2 separate regions of the Homo sapiens genome follow, and region 2 is linked to region 1. A link is an interaction called in ENCODE POLR2A ChIA-PET data of the cell type or tissue named here. Cell type or tissue: OCI-LY7. All regions are shown on one strand. Links, peaks and the distances in the headings refer to the core of each region. The heading gives the core; the rest is flanking DNA.

Region 1 (15,171 bases), core at 8,525-11,024:
TCCTCTGCCTAGGAAAACCAGAGACCTTTGTTCACTTGTTTATCTGCTGACCTTCCCTCCACTATTGTCCTATGACCCTGCCAAATCCCCCTCTGCGAGAAACACCCAAGAATGATCAATAAAAAAAATAAATAAATAAATAAATAAATAAAGAGTTCAAGACCAGCCTGGGCAACATAGTGAGACCCCATCTCTAAAAAAAAAAAAAAATGGCCGGGCATGGTGGCTCATGTCTGTAATCCCAGCACTATGGGAGGCTGAGGCGGATGGATCACCTGAGGTCGGGAGTTCGAGACCAGCCTGACCAACATGAAGAAACCCTGTCTCTACTAAAATTACAAAATTAGCCGGGCGTGGTGGTACATGCCTGTAATCCCAGCTACAGAGGAGGCTGAGGCAGGAGAATCGCTTGAACCCGGGAGGTGGAGGTTGTGGTGAGCTGAGATCACCAGATCATGCCATTGCACTCCAGCCTGGACAACAAGAGCAAAACTCCATATCAAATAAATAAGTAAATTTTTAATGAGCCATACATGGTGATGCATGCCTATAGTCCCAGTTACTTTATTATTTAATAATTCATAAAAACAGTTTTACAAAACACCATGATTTCGACCAAGAAATATATCCTACTATTTTGTTGACTTGGTTTTTACGTATCCAGTATCCATACTGCTTGGTTTATTAAATGAATCATTATGCAGCTTTCAGAATTTAAAAAAATTCTATCATAAATATTGATCTAAATTTTGATGCCACTTTTTTTTTTTTTTTTGAGATGGAGTTTCGCTCTTGTTGCCCAGGCTGGAGTGCAATGGCGCGATCTCGGCTTACTGCAACCTCCGCCTCCCGGGTTCAAATGATTCTCCTGCCTCAGCCTCCTGAGTAGCTGGGATTACCAGCACCCGCCACCATGCCCAGCTAATTTTTTTGTATTTTTTGTAGAGACAAGGTTTCACCATGTTGGCCAGGCTGGTCTTGAACTCCTGACCTCAGGTGATCTGCCTGTCTCAGCCTCCCAAAGTGCTAGGAGGGATTACAGGCATGAGCCACTACGCCAGGCAGGTGCCATATTCTATAAACAACTTTTCTTTTCTTTTTTGAGAGAGGGTCTTGCTCTGTCACCCAGGCTGGAGTACAGTGGCACGATCATGGCTCACTGCAACCTCTGCCTCCTGGGCTCAAGCAATCTTCCCACATCATCCTCTCAAGTAGCTGGGACTACAGGAATGTGCCACCACATCTGGCTCATTTTAAAATTTTTTGTAGAGATAAAGTCTCGATATATTGCCCAGGCTGGTCTCAAACTCTTGAGCTCAAGTGATCCGCCTGCCTTGGCTTCCAAAAGTTCTGGGATTACAGGTGTGAGCCACTGCACCCCGCCACAACTTCATTAAAACCAAACCTAAGTATTCTGGCTTGTGATAAATCACAGAATTCATCTGATATGAAATATTGACCATCTTGCCCTTCCCCTTCCCCTTGCCCTTCTCTTCCCTTTCTCTTCCTTCCCTCCCTCCCTCCCTCCTTCCTTCCTTCCTTCCTGTAAATACTTATTGAGGACAATTAGATATATGTATATCACATAGCAACATATAAATCATAAAGCATATTAGAATATAGCCAACAAGACTAATTAAGAAAATAAGACATTTTTATTATTACCTCCAATAGCGTAGACCATCCCTCCCAGAACTGTTACTCCCAGCCCACTTCGAGCCTGATGAAGTGAAGACACAGTGGTCCAGTACTGGCTAAAGGTGTCAAAACGTTCTACACAGCTGAGGGCTCTGCTATCACTCCAGCGACCCCCCTGCAACCGAGTATATCCACCTAAACAAAAGAAGAAAAGGTAGTAATGAAAATCTACTGTTCTACATCTAAACATTTAGTATAACTACTATATAACAAGAAATAAATGGTTTAGAAATTACTTTCTCTATATACATATAATGTAATATTCTTAAATTTGCCAATTCCTGAAAGATTGTGGCTTAAATACAGTAAGAAGGTTAGCCTCAGTGTTTTACCACTTGGTCTTGGTTATAAATAGAATATTATATGAAATATAAATCTAGGCACTGCTTATCTGTTAAATTAGGAAAGTTTCATTATAACTTTCATTAATGTCTTTTTCAATTAAAAATAGTGAGTTGAAAGCTGTGTGTGTGTGTGTGTGTGTGTGTGTGTGTGTGTGTGTGTGTGTGTTTGAGGCAGGGTTTCACTCTGTCACCCAGGCTGGAGTGCAGTGATGTGATCACAGCTTACTGCAGCCTCGATCTTCCCTCATCAACCTCCTGATGAAATCCTTGTTTTGACTACACATCCAATCGGCAAAAAAATTTTAAGAAGCACCCAAAAGCATTATACTTAAATATTAATACATATATGTAATTATATATATGTAAATTATAAATTATCTCATACATAAGGTACTTACATAAAAACAGTATTATGTATACAGATCTGGACTATATGTATCAATATGCTATATATTATATGTATTTTAAATGCTGATAAAGTTTAATGCTTTTTTTTTCTTTTTTTGAGACAGGGTCTTGCTCTGTTGCCCAGGCTGGAGTGCAGTGGTACAATCTCTGCTCACTGCAACCTCTGCCTCCTGGGCTCAAGTGATCCTCCCACTTCAGCTTCCCAAGTAGCTGGGACTACAGGCACACACCACCACACCAAGCTAATTTCTGTATTTTTGCATAAAGACAAGGTTTCATCATGTTGCCTAGACTGGTCTTGAACTTCTGGGCTCACACCATCCTCCCACCTCAGCCTTCCAAAGTGCTGGGATTACAGGCCATGAGCCACCACATCCAGATGTAAGTTTAATGCTTTTTAAAATAAAAATGAAAAGAAGTTGTAATATGTGGCAGGGCACAGTGGCTCACGGCTGTAATCCCAGCACTTTGGGAGGCCAAGGCAGGCGGATCACAAGGTCAGGAGTTCGAGACCAGCCTGGCCAATATGGTGAAACCCTGTCTCTACTTAAAATATATATATATATATAGGTATACAAAAATTAGCTGGGCATGGTGGCGCATGCCTGTAGTCCCAGCTACTCAGGAGGCTGAGGCAGTAGAATCGCTTGAACCCAGGAGGCAGAGATTGCAGTGATCCGAGATCACGCCACTGCACTCCAGCCTGGGAGACAGAGTAAGACTACCTCAAAAAAAAAAAAAAAAAGAAGAAGTTGTAATATGTTCCTCTGATATTCCTATGGATCATCTTTTATAACCACACTTTGGAGATCATTGGTTCCTATCACTCCTAATGACTAGGATACTGTGAATAGTTTAAAAACTTGAGATTTATTTTCTTTATTTTTCACAATAATTCAAATTTTTTACTTTTAAAGCAGCACTTCTTTAGTCACTTATTTGATAACTGGATAATCTACGAACTCAAAGGTTTAGATCACAGAATAACAGATATCAAATGAATAGCTATTTCTTTTTAGACATATTTGTCATAATATATAAATGCAGTTTATAAATCTGTAGTCTGTATGTGAAATTAAATATGCCTCTTCAACACACCCACATATTCTGACATGTATAGTAATAACAACAAAATATTAAAAAGGTTTGATCTGGAACACAAATATAATTTCTATTACTTTTTTAAGGGCTCTCTCACCTACTGCATACAGGTACTTTCTTGCTTTCTTCCGAGGTCGAACCTTAGATGTCTGCAGAAAACTACAAAACTTGTTCTCTTTGGGAGATTTGCATACTTCACAGTACTCTTTCAGAAGTGTTTGCAATGCAACACGAAGATTAAAATCGGATACTCCTAAAACAATATTTAAAAAGACAATGTTTTAAACAATTTTTAAATAATATTGAAAAAACACATTTCTATAAAGATAAGATACATTTAACCATCAAGAAATAAAAAATCATCATCAAACAATGGTGTTTGTTTCCTACAATACCAAATATTGGTACTGACTATTTTAAGGGAAGTATTTTCTTCACTAATGAAGAATAAAAAAGGTTGTTGTTAAAATATATGCTTCATATATAAGCAGAATAGCAACTAAAAAATATATATGCTTCACAGTATCCCCCCATGCATAAGAATTTCCAGGCCAGACGTGGTAGCTCACGCATGTAATCCCAGTACTTTGGGGGGCCAAGTCAGGTGGATTGCTTGAGCCCAGGAGTTAGAGACCAGCCTGGCCAATGTGGTGAATGAAACCTTGCTGCTACAAAAAATACAAAAATTAGCTGGGTGTGGTGGCACATGCCTATAGTTCCAGCTACTCAGGAGGTTCATGTGGGAGTACCACTTGAGCTCAGGAAGCAGAGTTTGCAGTGAAGCAGGATTGCACCACTGCACTCCAGCCTGGATGACAGGGTGAGATTCTGTCTCAAAAATAAAAAAAAAAAAAGAAGAATTTCCAAATAAAGATTGCAAACTGAAACAAGATCACAATTATCTAACAAAATTTAAAAATTAAAATAGCCACAAATTCTATACTTACAACGTAACAAAAAAGATATAAAATTATGTCATTAACATTTAAGAATGATAGACAAAGCAAGAAAAATAAATTCTGGTGGCATGAGTACCATATCCTAAAAGGATTATGCATATGATGAGGTAGGTTGTCCTTGCTCAAGCATGCTTAGCTGAGGAGGTAAACGGCATGAGAGTCAACCTGTGTTCATTTGCCAAGTTGTAAGACCTGTTCTCCCTGAAAGGGCACTATTTCCTAATTTGCACAAAGGCATTATAATGCTAGCAAGAGATTGTCTCCTATCCTTCCATCTCTAATCTTTTCTCTGTATCCCAGACAAGAAGCAATATTGAAGAAAAATGGTCAACTAACAAAATCTTGAGAATTCTCACTAATAATAATTTGCAGACAGAATCAAGAATGAAAAGCAGAACTGAGAAAAGTTGAGGAACAAAATCATTAAAAGGGAAAGTCTTTACAAGACCATCAGTTAAGGTAGAAAGGATCACCTGGATTTGCTCTCTAACAGAACACTGTGCTAGCCAAAGTCCACACTAGTGGGATACATCTCTGGCTAGGTTAAGTAGACCCAGATATAAGATAAATAACAAGAACTCAATAGAGAGATATCAAAGTCAAGTTCCTAAGTAAGGATCTCAGCCCTAGTGGATCTCTAGTCTTCAACCACCCTCATGCCTCAGGCTAGAAAGAAGTGGCAAGGGCCAGCACAGTGCCTCATGCCTGTAATCCCAGCACTTTGGGAGGCTGAGGTGGGAGGACTGTTTGAGGCCAGGAGTTCAAGACCAGCCTGGGCAACACAGTGAAACCCTGTCTCTACAAAAAATTTTAAAATGAGCTGGGCGTGGTGGTATGAACTTTTAGTTCCAGCTACTCTGGAGGCTGAGGAGGGAGGATCACTTGAGCCCAGGAAGTCAAGGCTTCAGTGACTATGACTGCCCTACTGCATGACAGTGTGAGTGACAGAGTGAGACTCTGTCTCAAAACAAAACAGAACAAAGGTGGCAAGAACACAACACATAGCCTTCAAATTTTAGACTAGAGAAAACAAAGTAGTTGTACTAGGTAGAAAGAGTGCCAAGGAGAATTAGTTCTTGTATTAACAGAACAGAGTTTGAACAGAGTTGACATGAACAACAGTTCAGTATGAGCAAGATATCAAGAAAGAGCATATGCCTTATTAAAGTACATCCCAGGGCCAGGTGTGGTGGCTCACGCTTCTAATCCCAGCACTTTGGGAGGCCGAGGGGGGTGAATCATGAGGTCAGGAGTTAAGAGACCAGCCTGGCCAACATAATGAAACCCTATCTCTACTAAAAAATACAAAAATTAGCCAGGCATGGTGGCACATGCCTGTAATCTCAGCTACTCAGGAGGCTGAGGCAGCAGAATTGCTTGAACCCGGGAGGCAAAGGTTGCGGTGAGCCAATATCACGGCCACTGCACTCCAGCCTGGGTGACAGAGCAACACTCCGTCTCGGGGGAAAAAGAAAAAAAGTACATCCCAGGAAAAAGAAGATAAGAGAGTGAAGAATTCAGTCAGAAGAAAACATCAGCTACAAATAGACAGACTCCTCGTAAGTGCTTCACATGATACAATTGTTTAAGAATGTCGCTCCTGGCCAGGCACGGTGTCTCATGCCTGTAATCCTAGCACTTTGGGAAGCTATGGCGGGTGGATCACCTGAGGTCAAGAGTTCAAGACCAGTCTGGCCAACATGGTGAAACCTCATCTCTACTAAAAATTACAAAAATTAGCTGGGCGTTGTGGTGGGCACATGTAATCCCACCCACTTGGGAGGCTGAGGCAGGGAGAACCGCTTGAACCCGGGACGGGGAGGTTGCAGTGAGCCGAGATCATGCCACTGCACTCCAGCTTGGGCAAAAGAGCGAGACTCCACCTCAAAAAAAAAAAAAAAAAAACACAAAAAACAATGTAGGTCCTGCAAAACAAGAGCTCAAATACAGATGAGATGCATTGCTAAGAAAACAAAGTAAGAAATGAAATGACAGTATTGTAGAGTTAATAAATTAGAAACAATAGATATGACTGAAAATCAAATTACTGATGTGGAGGAAAAGCTTGAGAAAATAATTGTGAATAGAGAGAAAAAATACTGTAACATTAGAAGATGATAAATATGAATGACAAAGAAGTTCCAATAAAAGGAAGAAGACTACCAAATGAAACATTTAAAGTATTTTTATTTATTTATTTATTTATTTAGAGACAGAGTCTAGCTCTGTCGCCCAGGCTGGAGTGCAGTGGTGCGATCTCAGCTCCCTGAAAGCTCCACCTCCTGGGTTCACACCATTCTCCTGCCTCAGCCTTCCGAGTAGCTAGGACTACAGGCACCCACCCCCACGCCTGGCTAATTTTTGTATTTATAGTAGAGACAGGGTTTCACTGTGTTAGCCAGAATGGTCTCAATCTCCTGACCTCGTGATCTGCCTGCCTCAGCCTCCCAAAGTGCTGGGATTACAGGTGTGAGCCACCGTGCCCGGCCTTGAAACATTTAAAGTATTTAGAAATTTCACATAAGAAAATTTCCCCAAAATGAAGGAAAAACTAAAATTTCAAAGAGAAAAGATATATGGCAGTCTAATGAAAAAATGATCAACTTCAAAACAAATCAAGAATAATGAAAGAGAATTCCTTAGATATTCAATCAGAAAAATCAAGTCATGGCCAGGTGCAGCGGCTCACGCCTGTAATCCCAGCACTTTGGGAGGCCGAGGTGGGCAGATCACAAGGTCAGGAGTTCGAGAACAGCCTGGCCAATATGGTGAAACCCCATCTCTACTAAAAATACAAAAATTAGCCGGGCATAGTGGTGCACGCCTGTAGTCCCCAGCTACTCAGAAGGCTGAGGCAGAAGAATTGCTTGAACCCAGCAGGCAGAAGTTGCAGTGAGCTGAGATCACACCACTGACTCCAGCCTGGGTGACAAAGTAAGACTTCATCTCAAAAAAACATAAATAAATAAATAAATAAATAAATAAGCAAGTCATTAAAAAAAAAAACCCCAAAATCCAAACTATGCCTTACAAAATTTGAGGAGAGGAGACATAGGAGAATCATTATAATTAAAGAATATTGGCCAGGCATGGTGGCTCACGCCTGAGCACTTTGGGAGGCCGAGGCAGACGGATCACCTGAGGTCAGGAGTTCAAAACCAGCCTGGCCAATATGGCGAAACCCCGTCTCTACTAAAAATACAAAAATTAGTCGGGTGTGGCGGTGGGCATCTGTAATCCCAGCTACTCGGGAGGCTGAGGCAGGAGAATCGATTGAACCTGGGAGGCGGAGGTTGTAGTGAGCCGAGATCACGCCATTGCATTCCAGCCTGGGAGACAGAGTAAGACTCCGTCTCAAAAAAAAAAAACAGTATTATGCCCACCCAAATTGGTGTGAAATTTAAAAAGCAACACATAGAAATTCTCAAATATGAAGGAATTCAGGAAACACAGTAATCATGAGGCTTTCTTTAAAAAAGCACTTGATGATGAAATCCAGCCAACCAAAACAATGCATATTAAAAAAAATCATCAATGAAAAGACCATGGTCAAAAAGCTGGTAGAGAACATCAAATCCATTTAAATTCAAAACTAAAAGGACAGAGCTAGGGGAATCATGACTACAAATATATATATAAATAAGGGCTATACACCTTGACACAAAAAAAGGAGTGGAAAGAAAAATAAAAATGCTAATTACCTAATTTTTCTTAGCAAAAAGTTGATACTGTTTAAAATTGAAATACAATTTGAAACTATGATTCTTTTAATGATTTTCATCTTTTGTCCTTAATTCTACATGAACCTTTTAGAATAAATATTTCTTGGGACAAGGGAACATAAATCTGAAATTAGTTATTACTTCAGTTTCTTCTTTTGTTAACTTATAGCAAGATTTAGGTAAATTTTTTGTATTATAAATAATATGTATAAAATTATTTTTATTTTTATTCTTTTCTTCCTTATTTTTTTTTCTTTGAGACAAGAGTCTTGCTCTGTTGCTCAGGCTGGAGTGCACTGGCACAGTCATAGCACACTGCAGCCTCAAACTCCTGAGCTCAAGTGATCCTCCCCCATCGGCCTCCCACCAAGTAGCTGGGACTACTAGTAGGCACCACCATGCCAGGGTAATTTTAAATTATTTACTTATTTATTTATTTAGATACAGAATCTCACTCTATCGCCCAGGCTGGAGCGCAGTGGTGAGATCTCGGCTCACTGCAACCTCTGCCTCCTGGGTTCAAGCAATTCTCCTGCCTCAGCTTCCTGAGTGGCTGGGAATACAGACATGCACCACCACACCTGGCTATTTTTTTTTCTTTGAGACAGAGTCCTGCTCTGTTGCCAGGTGGGAGTGCAGTGGCACAAACTCAGCTCATACCAACCTCCACCTCCCAGGTTCAAGCAATTCTCCTGCCTCAGCCTCCCAAGTAGCTGGGACTACAGGTGTGTGCCACCACACCCAGCTAATTTTTATATTTTTAGTAGAGACAGGATTTCACCATGTTGGCCAGGCTGGTCTAGAACTCCTGACCTCAGGTGATCTGCCTGCCTTGGCCTCCCAAAGTGCTGGGATTACAGGCGTGAGCCACTGTGCCCAGCCTAATTTTATTTGCTTTTATTTTGAGATGGAGTCTTGCTTTGTAACCCAGGCTCCAGTGCAGTGGTGCGATCTCAGCTCACTGTAACCTCAACCTCCTGGGTTCAAGTGATTCTCCTGCCTCAGCCTCCAGAGTAGCAGGGACTACAGGCACATGCCACCACGCCCAGCTAATTTTTGTATTTTTAGTAGAGACAGAGTTTCACCATATTGGCCAGGCTGGTCTCGAACTCCTGACCTCAAGGGATCCACCTGCCTCTGCCTCCCAAAGTGCTGGGATTAAAGGCATGAGACACCACACCCAGCAACTAATTTTAAATGTTGTTTTTGTAGAAACAAGGTCTTGCTTTATTTTTTATCTTATTTTATTTTTTATTGATTTAATTTTGCTTTTTTTTTTTTTTTTTTTTTTTTGAGACAGGGTCTCATTCTCTAACCCAGGCTGGAGTGAAGTGGCATGATCACAGCTCACTGCAGCCTCGACCTCCTTGGCTCAATTGATCCTCCTAGCTGGGACTATATGCAAGCACCACCAGACCTGGCTATTTTTTTTTTTTTTTTTTTTTTTTTGTGAGATAGAGTCTTGCTCTGTCGCCAGGCTGGAGTGCAGTGGTGCGATCTTGGCTCACTGCCACCTCCGCCTCCTCGGTTCAAGCAATTCTCCTGCCTCAGCCTCTCGAGTAGCTGGGACTACAGATGCGTGACACCACACCAGGCCACGCCTGGCTAATTTTTAAAAAAAATTTTTTTGTAGGCCAGGCGCGGTGTCTCACGCCTGTAATCCCAGCACTTTGGGAGGCCAAGGAGGGTGGATCATGAGGTCAGGAGATCAAGACCATCCTGGCTAACATGGTGAAACCCTGTCTCTACTAAAAATACAAAAAATTATCCGGGCGTGGTGGCACAGGCCTGCAGTCCCAGCTACTGGGGAGGCTGAGGCAGGAGAATCACTTGAACCCAGGAGGCGGAGGTTGCAGTGAGCCGAAATCACACCACTGCGTTCTAGCTTCAGTGACAGAGCGAGACTCCATCTCAAAAAAAAAAAAAAAAATTTTTTTTTGTAGAGACAGGGTCTCACTATGTTCAGCCCAGGCTAGTCTCAAACTCCTGGTCTCAAGTGATCATCCCGCCTTGGCCTCCCAAAGTGTTGGAATTACAGTTGTGACCACCACGCCGAGCCTATTGTTGTTTTTATATTTCTGTATTACCTAAACTTTTTATAATAAGCATATTCCATTTAAAGATAAGTAAAATCATTCTCTAAAATATAAGAAACAGACATATAATCAAATATCTAATAATATTAAATTGCCTAAATTATTTCAGTTGTAAGTACAATAATATATATACTATGGAAAAAAATCTACGCATTTCATGTAATATAACTTAACCATTTAAGATTTTGCTCCCTCTGAATTTTATAGTCTCATTTTTCTACACAAGTTGCTTATATTTTCTCCAATATGATCAAAGAGGAAAAGTTTCAAAGTTGAAAAATATTATGGTTGCCTTAAAAAAAAATCAATTTACTTCTCCCTTGATCGTTGCAGTATTTTCCTTCACTGAAATACCACTAGATGATAACTACTGGGCATGCTTAAAAAACACTTCGGGACTTGAATTAGACACTCTCACTGTGTCTAATTTTAAATTATAAATTATAATTTTAAAAGGCTGTAGGAGGCGGGCGCGGTGGCTCATGACTGTAATCCCAGCACTTTGGGAGGCCAAGGAGGGTGGATCAAGAGGTCAGGAGATCGAGACCATCCTGGCTAACATGGTGAAACCCCGTCTCTGCTAAAAATACAAAAAAAAAATTAGCCGGGCGTGGTGGCGGGCGCCCGTAGTCCCAGCTACACGGAAGGCTGAGGCAGGAGAACGGCATGAACCCGGGAGGCGGAGGTTGCAGTGAGCCGAGATCGCGCCACTGCACTCCAGCCTGGGCGACAGAGCGAGACTCCATCTCAAAAAAAAAAAAAAAAAAGAAAAAGCTGTAGGAAAACATGTCCCATTTCTAGGGGACACTGCCTTGCTCCTAGCAGAAGAAATTTCTGTTAGTACTCTGTGTCTGCTACACTTGGAAAAACCAACTCAGTCATGAAAGCTTTTGTCCCACTCCTAAATTCTCACCTGATTCATGCCAATGTGTGTCTGGATAATTTCTCTCCCTTGTTTAAACATTTAAATAGTGTATTCCTATACACAATTAAATAAGGAATAAGATGTATTCCTTATTTGTGAATATACCTACTTGCTAAAATGTATTTGTAACCCCAAAATTAATATAGTAGTCCCCTTATCTGCAGTTTTACTTTCCATGATTTCAATTACCCATTAATATTTCCAAAATATTAAGTGGAAATTCCAGAAATAAACAATTCTTTTTTTTTTTTTTTTTTTTTGAGACAGGGTCTGGCTCTGCCACCCAGGCTAGAGTACGGTGGTACAATCTTGGCTCACTGCAGCCTCAGCTTCCTGGGTTCAAGTGACCTTCCCACCTCAGCCCCATGAATAGCTGGGTCTACAAGCACATGCCACCATCCCCAGCCAATTTTTCTATTTTTTGTAGACACAGGTTTCACCATGTTGCCCAGGCTGGTCTTGAACTCCTAGGCTCAAGTGATCTGCCCACCTCATCCTCCCAAAGTGCGGGGATTACAGGCATGAGCCACCGTGCCTGGCCCAGAAATACACAGTTCTTAAGTTTTACATTAGTTTTGATTAACAGCCTAACACTGTAACACAATGCCTAGGTCATTCACCTCATTTCATCTTATCACATAGGTACTTTATCATCTCATATCATCACCAGAAGGGTAAGGACAGTATAATAAGATATTTTAAGATAAAGTACATCCACATAACTTTTATTACAAATATGAACATAATTGTTCTACTTTATTATTAGCTATTATTAATCTCTTACTGTCTCTAATTTATAAATTAAACTTTATCATAGGTATGTATTTATAGGAAAAAACATAATGTACATTAGGTTCATTATCACCTACAGTTTCAGGCATCCACTGGGGGGTTCTTAGAATGTATCCCCCATGGATAAAGGGGGACTACTGCACTTGTTCTTTTGCAGTCATTCACAGACATGCACAGAGTGGCAAAAAATTTAAATCACCCTACATGTACTTTCTGGGTGAGGTCAAAGTTTCACTCTGTCTTCTCATTTCAGCTCTTATGCTATAAACAAGTATCCTTTTCCACAGTCTATTTAGTGTCATTTTTTTTTTTGCATTTTTGTGCTTTTTGTTGGTAATTTTGCTGTTTAAAATGGCCCCTAACCATAATGTTCAGTTGTTACCTAGTGTCCCTAAGTGCAAGAAAGCTATGAAGTGCCTTACAGAGAAAATACCTATGTTAGATAGAGTTTCATTCAGGGATGAGTTATAGACTGGTGGCCATGAGTTCATTGTTAATGAATCAATAATATATATTAAATAAGGTGGTTTTAGACAAAAACCTATATAGGCCGGGCGTAGTGGCTCACACCTACAATCCCAGCACTTTGGGAGGCCGAAGCGGGTGGATCACGAGGTCAGGAGATCGAGACCATCCTGGCTAACACGGTGAAACCCTGTCTCTACTAAAAATACAAAAAATTAGCCGGGCATGGTGGCGGGCGCCTGTAGTCCCAGCTACTTGGGAGGCTGAGGCAGGAGAATGGTGTGAACCCAGGAGGCGGAGCTTGCAGTGAGCCGAGATTGTGCCACTGCACTCCAGCCTGGGTGACAGAGCAAGACTCCATCTCAAAAAAAAAAAAAAAAAAAAAAAAAACAAGAAAAAAATCTATATAAAACAAGGCTCTATTGACTATGTGACAAAAATGTTGTGACTATAGGCTTGCAGGAACCTAAACCTGTATTTCCCCTAGGAGCAATTGTTCAGTATTTGCTAATTCCGTGTTTGCAGCAGACTTATACAACATAGCTACTGCAAATAACAATCAACTATATCTGTAGTAAAACAAGATATCACTCAGAAAAACCTACAAAATTATGTTAACATTGCTAAGAGTGGAGAAAAACTAATAACTCATTATTTTAAATTATGTATTTACAGAATTACACCGTTAATGCTTAGTAGTGTATTTAACTTGTAATAAAATCATTTGTAATTCAATAGCAACCTAATCTTTCAGTGCATGACAAGAGTAAAAACTTCAAATCTCAAAACCAGGTCTAAAGTAGGCTGGAGAGCAATGGCACAATCCTGGCTCAATGTAGCCTTGACCTCCTGGACTCAGGTGATCCTCCCACCTCAGCCTCCCAGGTAGCAGTGACTATAAGTGCATGCCACCGTGCTGGGCTAATTTTTTGCCTTTTTTTTTTTTTTTTTTTTTTTTTTGTAGAGACAGGGTTTCACCATGTTGCCCAGGCTGGTCTTGAATTCTTGTGCTAAAGCGATCTGCCTGCCTTGGCCTGCTAAAGTGCCAGAATTATAGGCGTGAACCATTGCACCTGGCCTAAAGTAATTCTTAGAAATAAATTTAAACATCATTTTTCTAATATAAACATAAAAACTATTTTATACTATGGTAAAACATATTTTCAGAATTAAGTTTAGAATCTAAAGATGATTCAAAGGCTACTCAGAGGCCATAATTGTATATCAATACCAAATTTATTTTATAATGAAAGGATTTACAGGATTCATTGAATTTTTTTATTTTTAGTGTATGCATTTTCTCCAAGTGTTAGGTTTTGCTTAATTTTTCAGAGTAGCAAGAGGAAATCTTTTTTTTTTTTTTTTTAATTGATCATTCTTGGGTGTTTCTCGTAGAGGGGGATTTGGCAGGGTCATAGGACAATAGTGGAGGGAAGGTCAGCAGATAAACAAGTGAACAAAGGTCTCTGGTTTTCTAGGCAGAGGACCCTGCGGCCTTCCGCAGTGTTTGTGTCCCTGGGTACTTGAGATTAGGGAGTGGTGATGACTCTTAACGAGCATGCTGCCTTCAAGCATCTGTTTAACAAAGCACATCTTGCACCGCCCTTAATCCATTTAACCCTGAGTGGACACAGCCCATTTTTCAGAGAGCACAGGGTTGGGGGTAAGGTCATAGATCAACAGGATCCCAAGGCAGAAGAATTTTTCTTAGCACAGAACAAAATGAAAAGTCTCCCATGTCTACCTCTTTCTACACAGACACAGCAACCATCCGATTTCTCAATCTTTTCCCCACCTTTCCCCCTTTTCTATTCCACAAAACCGCCATTGTCATCATGGCCCGTTCTCAATGAGCTGTTGGGTACACCTCCCAGACAGGGTGGTGGCTGGGCAGAGGGGCTCCTCACTTCCCAGTAGGGGCGGCCGGGCAGAGGCGCCCCTCACCTCCCGGACGGGGCGGCTGGCCGGGCGGGGGGCTGAACCCCCCATCTCCCTCCCGAACGGGGCGGCTGGCCGGGCGGGGGGCTGACCCCCCCACCTCCCTCCCAGACAGGGCGGCTGGCCGGGCGGGGGGCTGACCCCCCCTAGGAAATCTTAACTGAAATAATTGGTTCTGTCAACAGCAGTGGTATGTTAGTAGCTCTGTCAGTAATTTTTATCTATAACACTAATCTGCCTTAGTAATCAATCTCAAGAAAGATTTTGATAAAAATAGTGGGTAGAAATATTAAAATACTACTGCCCACCCACAGAACACAAAAGTTGTATCTTAATCATTCAATACATTTTAAAAAAAGAAAAAAAAAGAGTAATCATTCAATAAATGTCTGTTACTGAACCAAAAAATGAAAACACTCTCCCACATTTCAGAGAACACATCACTGGATAATTAATCAACTAATTCGATATATAGCAAAAAAGTTACCTTCTATATACTTTAAAAGTCTCTGAGGAGGTAATAAAGGGAATCGAATTGGGTCTAGCACTTCCACCACATGTTTTCTTCTTTTTCCCAAATCTTTCAGAATCCATTGCATTGCAGCTAAGAAGACCTGGTATTCATCCTCAATGCTAAGCTCTTCACTTCGCAAAATTTTGATCAGCTGATCTTTCGTAAGTGCCAGGAACTCTTCTCCACTATGAACCTCCAAGAAATGGACA
Region 2 (15,171 bases), core at 6,089-8,588, 210 kb after region 1:
CTTTTTAAAATTTTCTTTTAGTGTTTCATAGTTTTCAGCATACAAGTCTCATACTTCTTTTGTTAAATTTATTTCTAAGTATTTTAATATTTCTAATGCTATTGTGAGTGGGGTTGCCTTCCTAATTTCATTTTTGGGTTGTTTGTTGCTAGAATATAGAAATACATTGACTTTTGTCTATCTGTGTCAAAGTCAAATAAAAATATAGAGATAAATCTCTAAACAAAATGTTTTCTTTGGGAAAACAGAAATGTAATTTCGGGCATACAAACAGAGTAGAGTAGTCTTCAGTGTGTCTACAGAGCAAAGAGAAGGTTGAGGATTTTTTTTTTTTTTTTGAGACAGAGTCTCGCTCTGTCGCCCAGGCTGGAGTGCAGTGGCGCGATCTCGGCTCACTGCAATCTCCGCCACCCGGGTTCACGCCATTCTCCTGCCTCAGCCTCCTCAGTAGCTGGGACTACAGGCACCTGTCACCACGCCCTGCTAATTTTTTTGTATTTTAGTAGAGATGGGGTTTCACCGTGTTAGCCAGGATGGCCTCGATCTCCTGACCTCATGATCCGCCCGCCTCAGCCTCCCAAAGTGCTGGGATTACAGGCGTGAGCCACCGCGCCTGGCCTATGAGGATTTTATTAGAAAGAGAATTGTTGCATATTGTTTTGAAAGAAAAGTCATTGGTACTTGCAAAGTTTTTAGAAGCTGGCAAGCTCTGATTGGTGAATGACAGTGGTAGATAAAACTGGTCTTAAGGTTTTAGCAGGTTATTTTGGCAGCTAGCTTGCAGTATAATTTCTGGGTTGGTGCTTTGTGCCCTGAGTGCTTTTCTTTTCCTCTTGTCTTGATTCTACTTGGGTATGACAAGATAGCTCCAATTCATATAATCAGTTTTTCACACATGTATTTGGTGACATGACCAAACTTATTTATATAAGTTTTATTAGGTGTTTTTGTTTTTTTATTTGTTTGTTTTTGTTTGTTTTGACAGAGTCTTGCTCTGTCACCCAGGGTAGAGTGCAGTGGCGGGATCTCGGCTCACTGCAGCCTCCACCTCCTGGATTCAGGTGATTCTCCTTCCTCAGCCTCCCGAGTAGCTGGGATTGCAGGCGCCTGCCACTGCGCCTAGCTAATTTTTCTATTTTTAGTAGAGACGGGGTTTCACCATCTTGGCCAGGCTGGTCTTGAACTTCTGACCTTGTGATCCACTCACCTTGGCCTTCCAAAGTGCTGGAATTACAGGCGTGAGCTACCGTGCCTGGCCGTTTTAATAGTTTTTTAAAAATTTCTTTGGGATTTTCTACATATAGGATTGTTTTGTGTGTGAATGATAACAGTTTTACTTATCTTCCAATCTTTTTTATTTGTTTATTCCTATTTGTTTTTTGTTTTTTTATTTGTTTATTCCTTATTGCACTGGCTAGAACCTCTAGTACAATGTTGAATAGAAGTGGTAGAAGCCAACATACTTGCCTTGTTCCTCCTCTTAGGGAGAAAAGCATTCAGTCTTGTTGTCAAATATGTCTTCTGCATCTATTGAGATGGTTGTGTAGTTTTTGTCCTTTATTCTTGTAATATATTGTAACACAATTATGAAGAAGTGTTTGGAGAGTAATACATTCGCTACTAGAACAGTTTAGGTTTGCTTTTGTTAAGGTGCGAGAAGTTTTACCCACCATTGCTTTTATAACATCAGTGCAAATGCCAACCCAGTGAATAAGGTAAATGATGTCTCAATATTCCTGTGAAAATAGTTTTGACTTTGCTGTCCTCCTGAAAGAGTCTCAGGGACCCCAAGAGGTTTGCCAACCATACCTTGAGAATCACTGTCCAGCTTGATTGTAGTGGGTTTCTTTTTTTTTTTTTTTAACTGAACCAGCTCAAGTTTTACAGAATTAAAACATGTATGTTTATAAAGGATATGGAACTGTAATTTTCTTAGACTGTTGCTATCTGGCTTTGAATCAAAATTACAGTAATGTTGTAAATTAACTTAAGCAGCTTTTTCTTTTATTCTATTTTCCAGCACTTTATAAGACAAAGACCACTTGTTTGAAAGTTTTTTAGTTTTCTTCAGTAAAGCTACCTGTGGTGATGAGGACATGGAGATGCATAATAGAGTTTTACACTTGGCAACATGTATTCATGTGGGAAAACTCAGTGATGAGTAACTCAAAGAGGTGCTGAGAATTCGGTGCTTGTACACCATTTCATTTATTTTTTATTTATTTTTTAACTTTTAGGTTTGGGGTACATATGCAGGTTTGTTATATAGGTAAATTGCATGTTATGGGGGTATTATATACCATTTTAACAAAGGATGATTAATTGTGAAGTAACTAGACAAAGGCTTGGGCTGCTAGGGGCAGTAAATTGTGTGAAGGTGACTAGGAAATGTTTGGTAAATAAGGGTTTAGTAACACTTGTCATGTAGATTCAAGTCACTGCTGTCTCTAGTGATAAGAATGATCTCCAGTGATTAAGAATCTTCCTGGTACATGAGATAGAACACCTTTACAAATGCAAATTTATATTACTTTTACAAAAGGGAAATTTATACCTTACTTTTAGGCAGAAAGGGGGAAGGCAGAGAGTTTGTTGCTTCTTAGTGTCTTTAGCCAAAGTGGCATACTTTAGGATAACATTTCCTGGTCCCCTTTAGAAGAATAATACAAGATTCAGTGTCAGTGTATGGAAGCCAATCAATCCCCAATTCTGTCCTGGAGAACACAGGGAAGGCTTCAGAGAGAAGGAAATTTGAGCTGAGAAGTGAAAAATTAACATGTATTAGGTATACATTTGGGATAAGGGTATTTAAGTTGAAACAGTAGCATATGCAAGAGAATAGAGACATAATGGTATGGCCTTGTTTACTACTGGATGTAAAGTGTGTGCATGGTAGATTCTTGGAGGCATGATGATGGGTGGGACAAATTAGCAGGGGGCTATACCATGAAGAGTCTTGATTGTCATGCTCATCACTAATTTGGATATTTATTTATTTATTTGGCCATAGCAGTTGGAGGATTTTGAACAGGAGATTTATGTGATCATCTGATAGTTTGGTCAGGGGCATCCAGACTAGAGTGACTCCATCTTGATTAAAGGCCAGATAAAGCCAAACCTCCTGGGTTACATTCCCAAGGGGTTGGACACTGTTGGTCACAAGATGTTTAGGGTTGAGGGAACAAGTTAATGATGCTAACTAACGAAAAGATGCTTATGAAACTTATGAAATGTTTCAGTACTTGAAGATCAAAAAGCATTCTTAGTTTAAGAATAGGTTTTGCTTTCATACAAAATTAGCTGGGCGTGGTGACGCGTGCCTGTAATCCCGGCTACTCAGGAAGGCTGAGGCAGGAGAATCGCTTGAACCCGGGAGGCAGAGGTTGCCGTGAGCCAAGATCATGCCGTTGCACTCCAGCCTGGGCAACAAGAGCAAAACTCTGTCTCAAAAAATAAATAAATAAATAAATAAAAAATAGGTTTTGCTTTAAAGATAATAATGCACTCATGAATTTTTGCTAAAATCCGTAGTAACATAGGGAAATAACACTACTGATAGCCTGTCACAGCTGATCACAAGCCTTTGTAATGAAGTACACTATCCTTAACAACCTATATAAGCAAGCAGTATGTTTAAGGTAGGGGTGTTCCTCCTCTTGAATTCTGAGGATGTCCTGCTCTGTAATAGAGAAGTCTCTAATAAACTTCGCTATACTCTGTGACACCCTGAATTATTTCCTGCATGAGATCCAAGAACCTGCTCTTGGGGTCTCAGACAAGACCTCTTTTCTAGCGACAGTCTTCTTTAAACATGCCACTATAGCTTGGATTTGAGCCATGATTGTACCAACTAAAATGCACAATAATTACTGCCATCATATTCTCCTACCTAGGTAATATCACTTCCTTTCTTGTACTCTTTACATACGTGTAAGCCACCCACATTTTAAATTTAATTTTTATTTTGTCAAAGAAATATGTGGACATAATTTCAAAAGTCTGTTAGTTCTTTAAAGCTAATAAAGGGATTTTGAAATTCCCTTACCCCATTCCTACCATCCTTGATTTTTATTTATTGAAACCAACTACTTTAAATTTTTTTATCTATTTCAGTGTCAAATTAATACAACTTAATATTATTTCTAATAAAGTCATTGTGCATTATGATTATGTCTGTTTTCTTTTGCAACTTTTTGTTTTCCTGAGGGTAATAATGGTCTCACTTTTGCATTGCTTTATATTCTATGTAGCAATCATTTATTCACCCCAAATTTTCTATCAGAGCTCCAAAATGTTTTTCAGTATATTACATTAGATGATTTAATCTCCTAATTTAATCTTCTCCCCCACCATACTCCATCCTTCCAGAAACATTTCTTCTAGAGCCTTCTCGTCTTCTCCTCCAACTCAGAGTGATTATTTTCTAGTCCCCTTGCATATTTATTTGCCATCATGGTATTTCCAGTATCTCTCTCTACTGTGGGTTCTGAATTCCTCAGATCTTCTGCCTTCCTCTTGGAAGCCTCCTGTCCTTCTGTGCCACGACTGCCTGTGCCAAAATATGTTGTGAGTTCTCTTCTTCACATATCTAAGTCTCTTCAGCTATGAGCCTCTGAAGGCCAAGGATTGAGTATACTTGCACCTTTTTGAGTATTTTAAGTGCCTGACATAGAACCTTGCAATTAGCTGTCATTAAAAAATGACTGTGGACCAGGTGTGGTGGCTCCTGCCACAAGCCTTTGTAATGCCCAGCATTTAGGGAGACTGAGGCAGGAGGGTCACTTGAGCCCAGCAGTTCATAACCAGCCTGGGCAACATAGTGAGATCTTGTCTCTATGAAATAATAAACAAAATTTAGCCAGGTGTGGTGGTGTGCACTTATTCCCAGCTGCTCAGGAGGCTGTGGTTGGAGGATCACTTAATCCTGGGAGGTCAAGTCTATAGTGGACTGAGATTGCACCACTGCAATCCAGCCTAGGTGACAGAGTGAAACCCTATCTCAAAAAGACTGTGTTTTCTGATCATGGCATGTGACAAATAATACAAATGAAATAAAAAATAAAAAATTGAGGGTAAAAGAAAAAACAGAATAATAAAAAGATAAAACAACAACCATAAAAATGACCATGATGATACTGGTCTATTGAAAGTGGGGGGCCTGGTCCTTATGTAGCGTCTCTACCCATGGCTGCCTCGTAGAAACTAACTGTGTTCTAATCTTTTCTGCTATGGAAATTTGGGCACAGGCCAGACAGCTGGGCAATTTATTGAGGAAGGAGGTAGAAAAGAAGGATTGTTACTAATACAGGATGGGTTTAATCTGTATTAGTAGCAGATTAAACTGTGTATTAAGTAACAGATTAAAGTATGTATTAGTAACACTTAAACTATGTATGTATTGGGCCAAAATACATAGTAATTACAGGACATTTTGCATTTCCTGTCAACCACTAGCTCTCAAAGCTACTGGTCTAGAAATGTAACCTGTGAGTGGGCTTATAATTTGGAGCTTCCAGAGAAATCCAGAGGCCATGGGAACTAGTAAAGACAAACCAAATATACCACAACTTCCCAGACACTATGTTATCAGGGCAGTCTATACTAGTTCCAAGGCCCATGTTTGTGGATGGCCTCAGTAGTGGAAGTGTACTCCATTCAGAGAAAAAAATCTATAGTCTCACTGGCTGCTTTCCTTTGATTACCAAGAGATGTACTGCTTTAAGAATACATTACAAAACCATTATCTCCCTTTCCTTAATTCTCCAGTCTCTCCCATTCATTAATTCTCCAAATAATAAACATGTATCAGGCACTGTCCTGGACACTGGAAATATAGGCATGCCTAGAATACCCAGAATCTGAGGCAGTGCCCAGTCTAGGGTTTTTAAATTTTTCTCCTATCTCTTTTACCAGGTTGATTCCATTAGAACTGTGTGAATGTCAACTGCAAATAATCAAAGACAGAATTATCTTGTTTTCTTGGTGGTGGGGAGATTTACTAAGGTGTGGTGGAAAATCCTATCCTCATCTTGAGACTGGGGATGGAGACAAGTTGCCTGTCATGAAGGGAACTTGCTACTACGTCACATAAATTATTCCAGGGCAGAAGATTGTACTGGCTTATATTTGGCCAATTTCCTCCCTCTCTTTATGTCTTTTCTTTAAAACCCTTGATTCCTTCCAAGTGTTCTTAGTCTATTAAATTCATGATATCTTGGGCTTGGCATTCCAGGTTTAGACCTGTATTTGTTTCTTTTCCCTGTAAGTTGTAACTGTTGCAGGAACATGTAGCAGAGATGTTTAGATTTGGCTGGTATAATCTGCCTGGGACTGAATTATGCTTCCTTTGCATTGCTGGTGGTCTTTTCTGCTATAAGATATAGTGAAAGGATTCAGGATTGTTCAGTGTAGAGATAATCTGTACCTCTTTATTTTTTGTCTGGCTCAAGATAGCGCTCTCTTTATTGTGTCCTGATATAGGGTTGATAGTCACAATAGTAGTCAAGGTGGTCACGACTAAAGACTTTGGTGGGAGCATACTGTTTCCTTAGTCTCTGTCATAGCAGACCTGCTCCCCAATATTTGTGCCTACGTCAGAGTTTTGCACCAGTCCCTAGGGTACTTATTGCTGTCCTCTCGTCCATGAAGTTAGGCCACATAAAATGCCCTTGATTTTCTGGATACTTGACTTTTAGATCATTTGAGGATGAAGCACCACACTAAGAAAGTCCGAGGGCAAAGAAAATTCAAGTTAGATTAGGCCTTCAAATAATGTTATTATTTTATCTTGACTTAGGGAAAGCTATGTAGCATTTCTTAGCCTTCAGTTCCTTGTCCAAATAAAGGGATAATAATAGTCGCTGCTTCATAGGGTGTGAGATACTACATGTAATGCTTTAAACCAGGGTTGTTAGTTTTACAAGCCAATCTTTTGGCTTCCCTCTGCCACATAGGAAGAATTGTCTTGGGCCACACACAGAATACACTAATGATAGCTGATGAGCTTTAAAAAAAAAAAAAAAAAAAAAAAAACCCAAACACCTCATAATGTTTTAAGAAAATTTCCAAATTTGTATTGAGCCACATTCAAAGCTGTCCTGGACTGCATGTGGCCTGTGGGCTGCCAGTTGGACAAGTTAGCTTTAAACCAAGCCCAGTGAGCTCTTAGTAATTGTTAGATATTATCATTGTTGTTTTAAATGCATAGCTGATTTCAGCAGAACATGAGGAAAACCCTGAGGGACCCAAATCAGAGAGAGAAAACAACACCTAATCAATAAGAGTAGAAGTGCTAGCCAGAGCAGTAGGCAAGAGAAAGAAATAAAGGGTACCCAAATAGAAAGAGAGGAAGTCAAACTACCCTTGTTTGCAGATGACATGATTCTATATGTAGAACACCTGATAGTCTCAGCCCAAAAGCTTCTTTTATTTTTTTGAGACGGAGTCTCGCTCTGTCGCCCAAGCTGGAGTGTAGAGGGCCCATCTCGGCCCACTGCAAGCTCCACCTCCCAGGTTCATGCTATTCTTCTGCCTCAGCCTCCCGAGTAGCTGGGACTACAGTTGCCCGCCACCACACCCGGCTAATTTTTTGTATTTTTAGTAGAGACAGGGTTTCATCATGTTAGCCAGGATGGTCTTGATTTGCTGACCTCGTGATCCACCTGCCCTGGCTTCCCAAAGTGCTGGGATTACAGGCATGAGCCACTGCGCCTGGCCCCAAAAGCTTCTTAAGCTGATAAACAACTTCAGCAAAGTTTCAGGATACAAAATCAATCACTAGCAGAAAGCACTAGCATTCCTATCCGCCAACAGCAGCCAGGGAGAGAGCCAAATCAGGAAGGCAGTCCCATTTACAATTGCCACAAAAAGAATAAAATACCTAGGAATACAGCTAACCAGAGACGTGAAAGATCTCTACAATGAGAATTGCAAAACACTGCTCAAAGAAATCGGAGAGGACACAAACAAATGGAAAAACATACCATGCTCATGGATAGGAAGAATCAATATCATTAAAATGATCATATTGCCTGAAGCAATTTATAGATTGAATGCTATTTCTATCAAACTACCAAGAGTATTCTTCACAGAACTAGAAAAATTATTTAAAAAATTATATGGAACCGGGCCGGGTGCGGTGGCTCACGCCTGTAATCCCAGCACTTTGGGAGGCCAAGGCGGGTGGATCATGAGGTCAGGAGTTCAAGACCAGCCTGGCTAATATGGTGAAACCCCATCTCTAGTAAAAATACAAAAAATTAGCTGCATGTGGTGGTGTGTGTCTGTAGTCTCAGCTACCTGGGAGGCTGAGGCAGGAGAATTGCTTGAACCTGGGAGGTGAAGATTGGAGTGGACTGAGATCATGCCACTCCATTCCAGCCTGGGCGACAGAGTGAGACTCCATCTCAAAAAAAAAAAAAAAAAAAAAAAAAAAGTCATATGGAACAAGAAAAGAGCCCAAATCGCCAAGGCAATCCTAAGCAAAGAGAACAAAGCTGACTTCAAACTATACTACAGGGCTACAGTAATTAAAACAGCATGGTGCTGGTACAAAAACAGGGACATAAACCAATAGAACAGAACAGAGAGCCTATTTTAAAAATCAGGGGTTTTAAAATCGTAGGCCACACACCTATGATAACCTGATCTTTGACAAAGCTGACAAAAACAAGCAATGGGGAAAAGACTCCCTATTCAGTAAGTGGTTCTGGGATAACTGGCTAGCCATAAGCAGAAGACTGAAGCTACATAGTACCCCTCCTTTACATCATATACAAAAATCAACTCAAGATGCGTTAAAGACTTAAACGTAAAACTATGAAAACCCTGGAAGACAACCTAAGCAGTACCATCCTGGACACAGGAATGGGCAGATTTCATGACAAAGACACCAAAAGCGATTGCAACAAAAGCAAAAATGGACAAGTTTAATTAAACTTAAGAGGTTCTGCACAACAAAAGAAACTATCAACAGAGTAAACAGACAACCTACAGAATAGGAAAAAATATTTGCAATCTGCATCTGACAAAGGTCTAATATTCAGCATCTATAAGGAACTTAAACAAATTTACAGGAGAAAAACAACCCCATTAAAAAGTGGGCAAAGGACGTGAACAGATACTTTTCAAAAGAAGGCATACATGCGACCAACAAGCATAAGAAAAAAAGCTCAATATCACCGAGCATTAGAGAACTGCAAATCAAAACCACAATGAGATCTATCATTTCACACCAGTCAGAATGGCTGTTGTTAAAAGTAAAAAAATAACAGATGCTGGCAAGGTTGTGGAGGAAAGGGAACACTTACACACTGTTGGTGGGAGTGTAATTTAGTTCAACCATTGTGGAAAGCAGTATGGTGATTCCTCAAAGAGCTAAAAGCAGAAGTACCATTTGACCCAGCAATTTCATTACTAGGTATATACCCAGAGGAATATAAATCATTCTGCCATAAAGACACATGCACACGAATGTTCATTATAGCACTATTCACATTAGCAAAGACATGGAATCAACCTAAATGCCCATTAATGATAGATGGGATAAAGAAAATGTGGTACATATATACCATGGAATGTTATGCAGCCATAAAGAACAAGATCATGTCTTTTGCGAGAACATGGATGGAGCTGGAGGCTACGATCCTAAGTAAACTAACCCAGGAACAGGAAACCAAATACCGCATGTTCTTACTTATAAGTGGGAGCTGAATGAAGATAACTCATGAACACAAAGAAGGGAAAACAACAGACATTGAGGTCTACTTGGGGGTGGAGAGAGAGAGGAGGGAGAGGAGCAGGAAAAGTAACTATTGGGTGCTAGGCTTAATATCTGGGTGATGAAACAACCTATACAACAAACCCCTGTGTCAGGAGTTTACCTATGTACCTGAATATGTACCCCTGAACCTAAAAAATAATAATAATAACAGTGGGAGCCAGCTTTGAAGCTTCCAAAAATGGGGTCAGGGAGGAGATGTGCTAGTCTCAATAACCTTGAGGGGAAAAAAGATGAGGTCTTGGCTTGTTTAGTGTAAGCAATTAGAATGGACACCCCCTACATACAATTAGGACCCTCAAAAGACTTCACCCTCAGTGCAGGAATGGACTAGGAAAACCACTGGCATGTACAGATAAAAAGAACTTTCTTAATCTCATCTGGATTTTAAATAGGGCTTTTAATAAAGGAAAGACGTCTCCCTTGAAAATTTCTACCTGTAAGCCTTCACTTAACTGAAATTGGGGGTTGGAGTTTATACTCTTTGTGTGGTCTAGAAGCTGGTTCTGGGCTGGTAATAACTCTGGCTCATCTGTCAGAAACAAACTTAACACTTCTATTAAGTGACATACCCTCAAATCAGGTATCATAGGATTCTCATAAATGCAGCTTCACTGAAGGTAAGTTTGTAGTACAAAATTACAAACCAACCAACCAATCTCCCCTAAGTGAAAATCAATAGATAAAAGAAACAGTTTGGAACTTCAGAAAGTAGCATTAGAGGGTGGGCACAGTGGCTCACAACTTTCATCTTAATACTTTGGATGGCTGAGGCGAGTGGACTGCTTGAGCCCAGGAGTTCGAAACCAGCCTGGGCAACATGGTCAAACCCTGTCTCTACAAAAAAATACGAATGTTAGCTGAGTGTGGTGGCTCATGCCTGTAATCCCAGCACTTTAGGAGGCTGAGGTGGGAGGATCGCTTGAGCCCGGGAGTTCAAGACCAGCCTGAACAACATAGTGAAGTCTCATCTCTACTAAATTTTTTTTTTTTTAATTAGCTGGGCATGGTGGTGCATGCTTGTTTTCTCAGCTACTTGGGAGGCTGAGGTGAGGATTGCTTGTGTCAGGGAGGTCAAGGCTGCAGTGAACTGTGATTGTGCCATTGCACCCTAGCCTGGATGACAGAGTGAGAACCTGTCTCAAAAAGAAAAACAAAGTAACATTAGAGATTAAGACTGTAAGATTAGTATATTTAAAATTATTAAGAATATAAAAGAAGGAGGCTGGACATGATGGCTTATGCCTGTAATCCCAGCAGTTTGGGAGGACAAGACGGGCGGATCACTTGAGCCCAGGAGTTCAAGACCATCCCAGACAATATGGTAAAACCCTGTCTCTACAAAAAATACAAAACTTAGTCAGGCATGGTAGCATGGGCCTGTGGCCCCAGCTACCCTGGAGGCTGAGGTGGGAGGATCACCTGAGCCCAGGAAATAGAGGCAACAGTGAGTGGAGATTGAGCCACTGCACTCCAACCTGGGTGACAGAGTGATCCCCTGTCTCAAAACAAACAAAAAAGAATATAAAAGAAGGAAACAGAAACAAGAGAAAAAAAGACCAAATATATTTGGACAAAAAGCTAATTAGAATTCGAGGAATAAAATATATGTATTGTGTTGTTGAAATTGAAAATGCAACAGTCGTGTTAAATAATAGAGCTGTGGACAAAGTAAAATTTTTATCAAGAGTGCAAGACAGAAATGGGAAGATATAAACTATGAATGAAAGCTAAGAAATACAGAAGATATGATCAGATGGTCCAACAGAATATGGAGAAATGGGAAGAGGCAGTATTCATAGAGATAATGACTGAGACCTTCCAGAACTGATTAGAAACAAACAAGGAACATCTTGAAGCATGGTGAGTCCCCACTATAATAAATAAAAATAAATCCCCATCTAGATACATTGCAGTACTGCAGAGCCATGAAAACAAAGAGAATATCTTAAAGAACCCTCAAGAATTCACTAAAGTAAAAGAGCTCAGCAAGAAAGTTCACTCAAGAAAATTGAAAATATATGTTCATGCAAAAACTTGTAAACAAATGTTCACAGCAGCAGCATCTATGATAACCAAAAAGTAGTAACAACCCAAATACCTTGTCATTTTATGAAAGGATTAACAATTGTGGCATGGAGAATTTATGCATGCCACAACATGCATGAAAACATGCTGAGTAAAAGAAGCCAAAGACTACATAATGTATGATTCAGTTTCTGTGAAATGTCCAGAATACGTAGAGTCCACAGAGACAGTGAATCCATAGAGACAGTACGTTGGTGGTTGGTTGTGGGGAGAATGGGATGGAGAATGACTGCTAATGGGTACAAGGTTTCTTTTTGGCAATGAAAATATTCTGGAATTAGATAGTGGCAGTGCTTGCACAGCCTTGTGAATATACTAAAAATGAATGAGTTGTACATTTTAAAAGGGTGAATTTTATATTGTTGGAAATATATCTAAAAAAATAAGTTAATGGTTAAAATAAAGCAACCAGACAGAAAAAGAAAAATTAAGTACAAAGGAACAGCACTTATGCTAAGAGTAAGCTTTTCAACAGCAATAACAGGAGCCATAAGACTACAGAATAATATTTTTAAAGTATTGAGAAAAAAGTTACTCTGAACAAGACACTAGAATTATCCATACTTGCTAAATTAGCAGTGGAAGTGAGTGACCAAAAAAAGCCATTTTCAGACCATCAAAAACCAAGAGAACAAAATCTATAGAGAAGATTTATTACTATCAGATCCTCTCTGAAATAATTACTACAGGATATATTTCAGAAACAAAGAAGAAATACATGAGATCCCAAGAGGGAATGTTAAGCAGTGAAATTAGAAAATACATGAGTAAATCTAAGCAAGCAATTATTGTATAAAATAATAATTACTAATTTGGCAATGTAAAAGTAAGATAGACCTGAAATAATAGATTGTAATAATAGGTAAGTTGAAAGGGAGTGGGAGGATTGGAGTTAAAAGCGATCTAGGATCTTTTAATTTTGTTCAGAAAGAGAGTTGAGGTGCTGGTTAACTTTAGACATTGTTGAGACAAGAACACCTATTAAACCTTGAATAATAACAACTACTTTAGGACAGAAAAAAACAAAACAATATGTAATTTCTAAACCAATAGAGCAGAGGTTAAAAAAAAAAACTTGATTAATTCAAGGAGAGTTGCCATCAGACTTGGAGGAAAACTTTACCTTAGAGCAAAGACTTTTCTCCTAGTTCCTCTGATGCCTGCTGCCCTTGCGGGGAATTCTGACTACCTGCTTCTGTGGAAATACATTCATTTGTTCAATAAACACTTGTCGAAAACCTCCTATGCCCTGTGTACTATTTCTAGGTGATTGGGATACCTCTTAGAGCTCACTCTAGAAAAGAAGAAACAGACAGTAAACATAGTTTATGTAGTATGTTAGAAGATGACAAATGCTATTGGGAAAAAAGGTAGACCAAAGGGGATTCAGGAAAACAGAAAATTGGGAAGGTGACATTAGAATAAAGCCTTGAAGGAGTGAGGGATTTTGCCATTGTGTAGTTGAAGGAAGGACATTGCAAGTAAAGGGAACAGTTAACGCTGGTCCTAGTAGCTAGAAGTGCCTGTGCAAAATTAGCAGCCTGTGGAAGGTTTTGAGCAGAGGAATGAAATAATCAGATGTGTGCTTTAAAAGAATCACTGTGGCTTGCTCATATTAAGAACAGATTAGGGTAGAAGACAAGAGTAAACCAGAGAGACTAGTTAGGAGGGTATTGAAATCCAGGTAAGCAATAAATAATATATCAATAATAATATAATGGATACGTAATAATATCTCCCTTTATTGGGGAGGGAATATGTATTTTTTTCCCACTCTCACTTCCCCATCTTAACCAGGACATCTTGGTTGTTACTCTGAAATATTATAGCATCTGGAAGTGCTTGACTGTAACCAGCTCCACATTCTTCTTTATATTGTTTACACTTACTGAAACAGAAGTGATCTTTTCCTCATTCTAAATTCTAAAAGGTGCCTGCCAAGTACTATCCAGTCACGGAGTGCTCAAGTTCCTAGGAGCAGCTAGACCTCTGAGATTTGGAGACTGGAGAGACCTAAGGGATCTGCAACCAGACATCTTATTCCATACCCTTTGTTGCTTCACAGTGGGAAGCAGGCTTCCTAAGTAAATTTACAGCAGCTCTTGCAGGGGTCAGATTTTCCGAGTGCCTGCTAGTTGCTGGAGGGAGGGGTTTTTGAAGGCTAGAAACGATCTACTACTCTCCAAATGTGGTTACAATTCAACATTGTCACAGAGAATGCACGATATGCCTTAGCCCTTGTTCTTGCTGTTGACTGAGATGACCATGGCGAGGTATGTAAGAAATTGAAATGCCAAGTCTCACTCCAAGTAGCCAAGTGACTGGGATGATTTAACACCAGTCTTTGCATGAGGTAGCTCCGGGGGCTTCCAGGCTACCACCCGTCCGCTGAGAGTTAGTGTACCCAACTCTGCAGATATCCAGTACTTCATCTTACTGGAATGAAAGAATTAAGACTTGCCCTTTATCTTCTTAGGATCCTGGGGAAATGGCCAGAGCCTGTTGAAATGGAAAAATTAGCCAGTTCCTTGTTGTGGATCTCAGCTGAGTCATGGTATCTGTAGCAGAGTGTCTGACCTTTTTTTCCCCTGGCAGCTGTTAAAGATTTGCCAAGTGAGATTATGTGTACCTTTATAAAAAGGCATGTGGCCTGGAAATACGATCTTTAGTGTTTTGGCTTTTATTTTAAATTTTAAATAAGGTTAAGGCAAATGAAGCTGGAATTAATTATCCGTCCCTGAAGTTTCAAGACATTTTCACTTTCAGACACAAGGATTTAGATATAACAGTTTGATTTACCTTTCATAGGCCAGGTATACATGTATCTTCTTTATTTTAATCCTTGTAACAAATCATACTCATCCATTCATTTAACAAATACTTATTGAGAGCCTACTGTGTGCCAGGCAGCGTTCTAGGTATTGAGGAGTGCAGCAGTACACAAAGCATACAAAAGCCCCTGCCCTCATACAGTTTAATTTCTGATGAGAAGAGAGACAACAAAATGAATGTGCAAAATATATACCATCATATATATATTGGGGATTAGTTCCAGGACCCACACGGATACCAAAATCTGCAGATGCCCAAGTCTCTTATATAAAAGAGCATACATAATATTCGCATATAACCTATACACATCTTCCTGTATACTTTAAATCATCTCTAGATTATTTATAATATCTAATACAAAGCAAATCCCTGCAAATAGCTGTTATACTATATTTTTAAAATTTATATTATTTTAAAAGTTTTAAAAAATATTTTCCACCCATAGTTGGTTGAATCCATGGATGTGGAACCCA

What was found. Peaks named below come from ENCODE experiments on the same cell type or tissue, not always from the same donor. Only the 100,000 strongest peaks of a DNase experiment are listed, where the experiment ranks them.
Region 2: POLR2A ChIA-PET joins it to region 1 with 13 read pairs; 3 of 35 experiments call an interaction of 5 or more read pairs at or near these places.

What each region holds. Positions count from the first base shown.
Region 1 is chr1:45,725,966-45,741,136 of GRCh38, forward strand. IPP (intracisternal A particle-promoted polypeptide) reads right to left here. Exons shown (of 9, transcript NM_005897.3): 3 at 14,936-15,171; 4 at 3,649-3,804; 5 at 1,666-1,833. Among named protein-coding and RNA genes, the nearest start is that of IPP, 17 kb to the right of the region's middle. In OCI-LY7, for the core only: no CTCF peak of the experiment used is centred there; a DNase peak (open chromatin) is centred at 9,816.
Region 2 is chr1:45,940,300-45,955,470 of GRCh38, forward strand. The region is part of intron 4 of MAST2 (microtubule associated serine/threonine kinase 2); the gene reads left to right. Among named protein-coding and RNA genes, the nearest start is that of MAST2, 140 kb to the left of the region's middle. RefSeq lists enhancers at 688-1,189, 1,190-1,689. In OCI-LY7, for the core only: no CTCF peak of the experiment used is centred there; a DNase peak (open chromatin) is centred at 7,432; H3K4me3 peaks cover 413 bases; H3K27ac peaks cover 1,777 bases.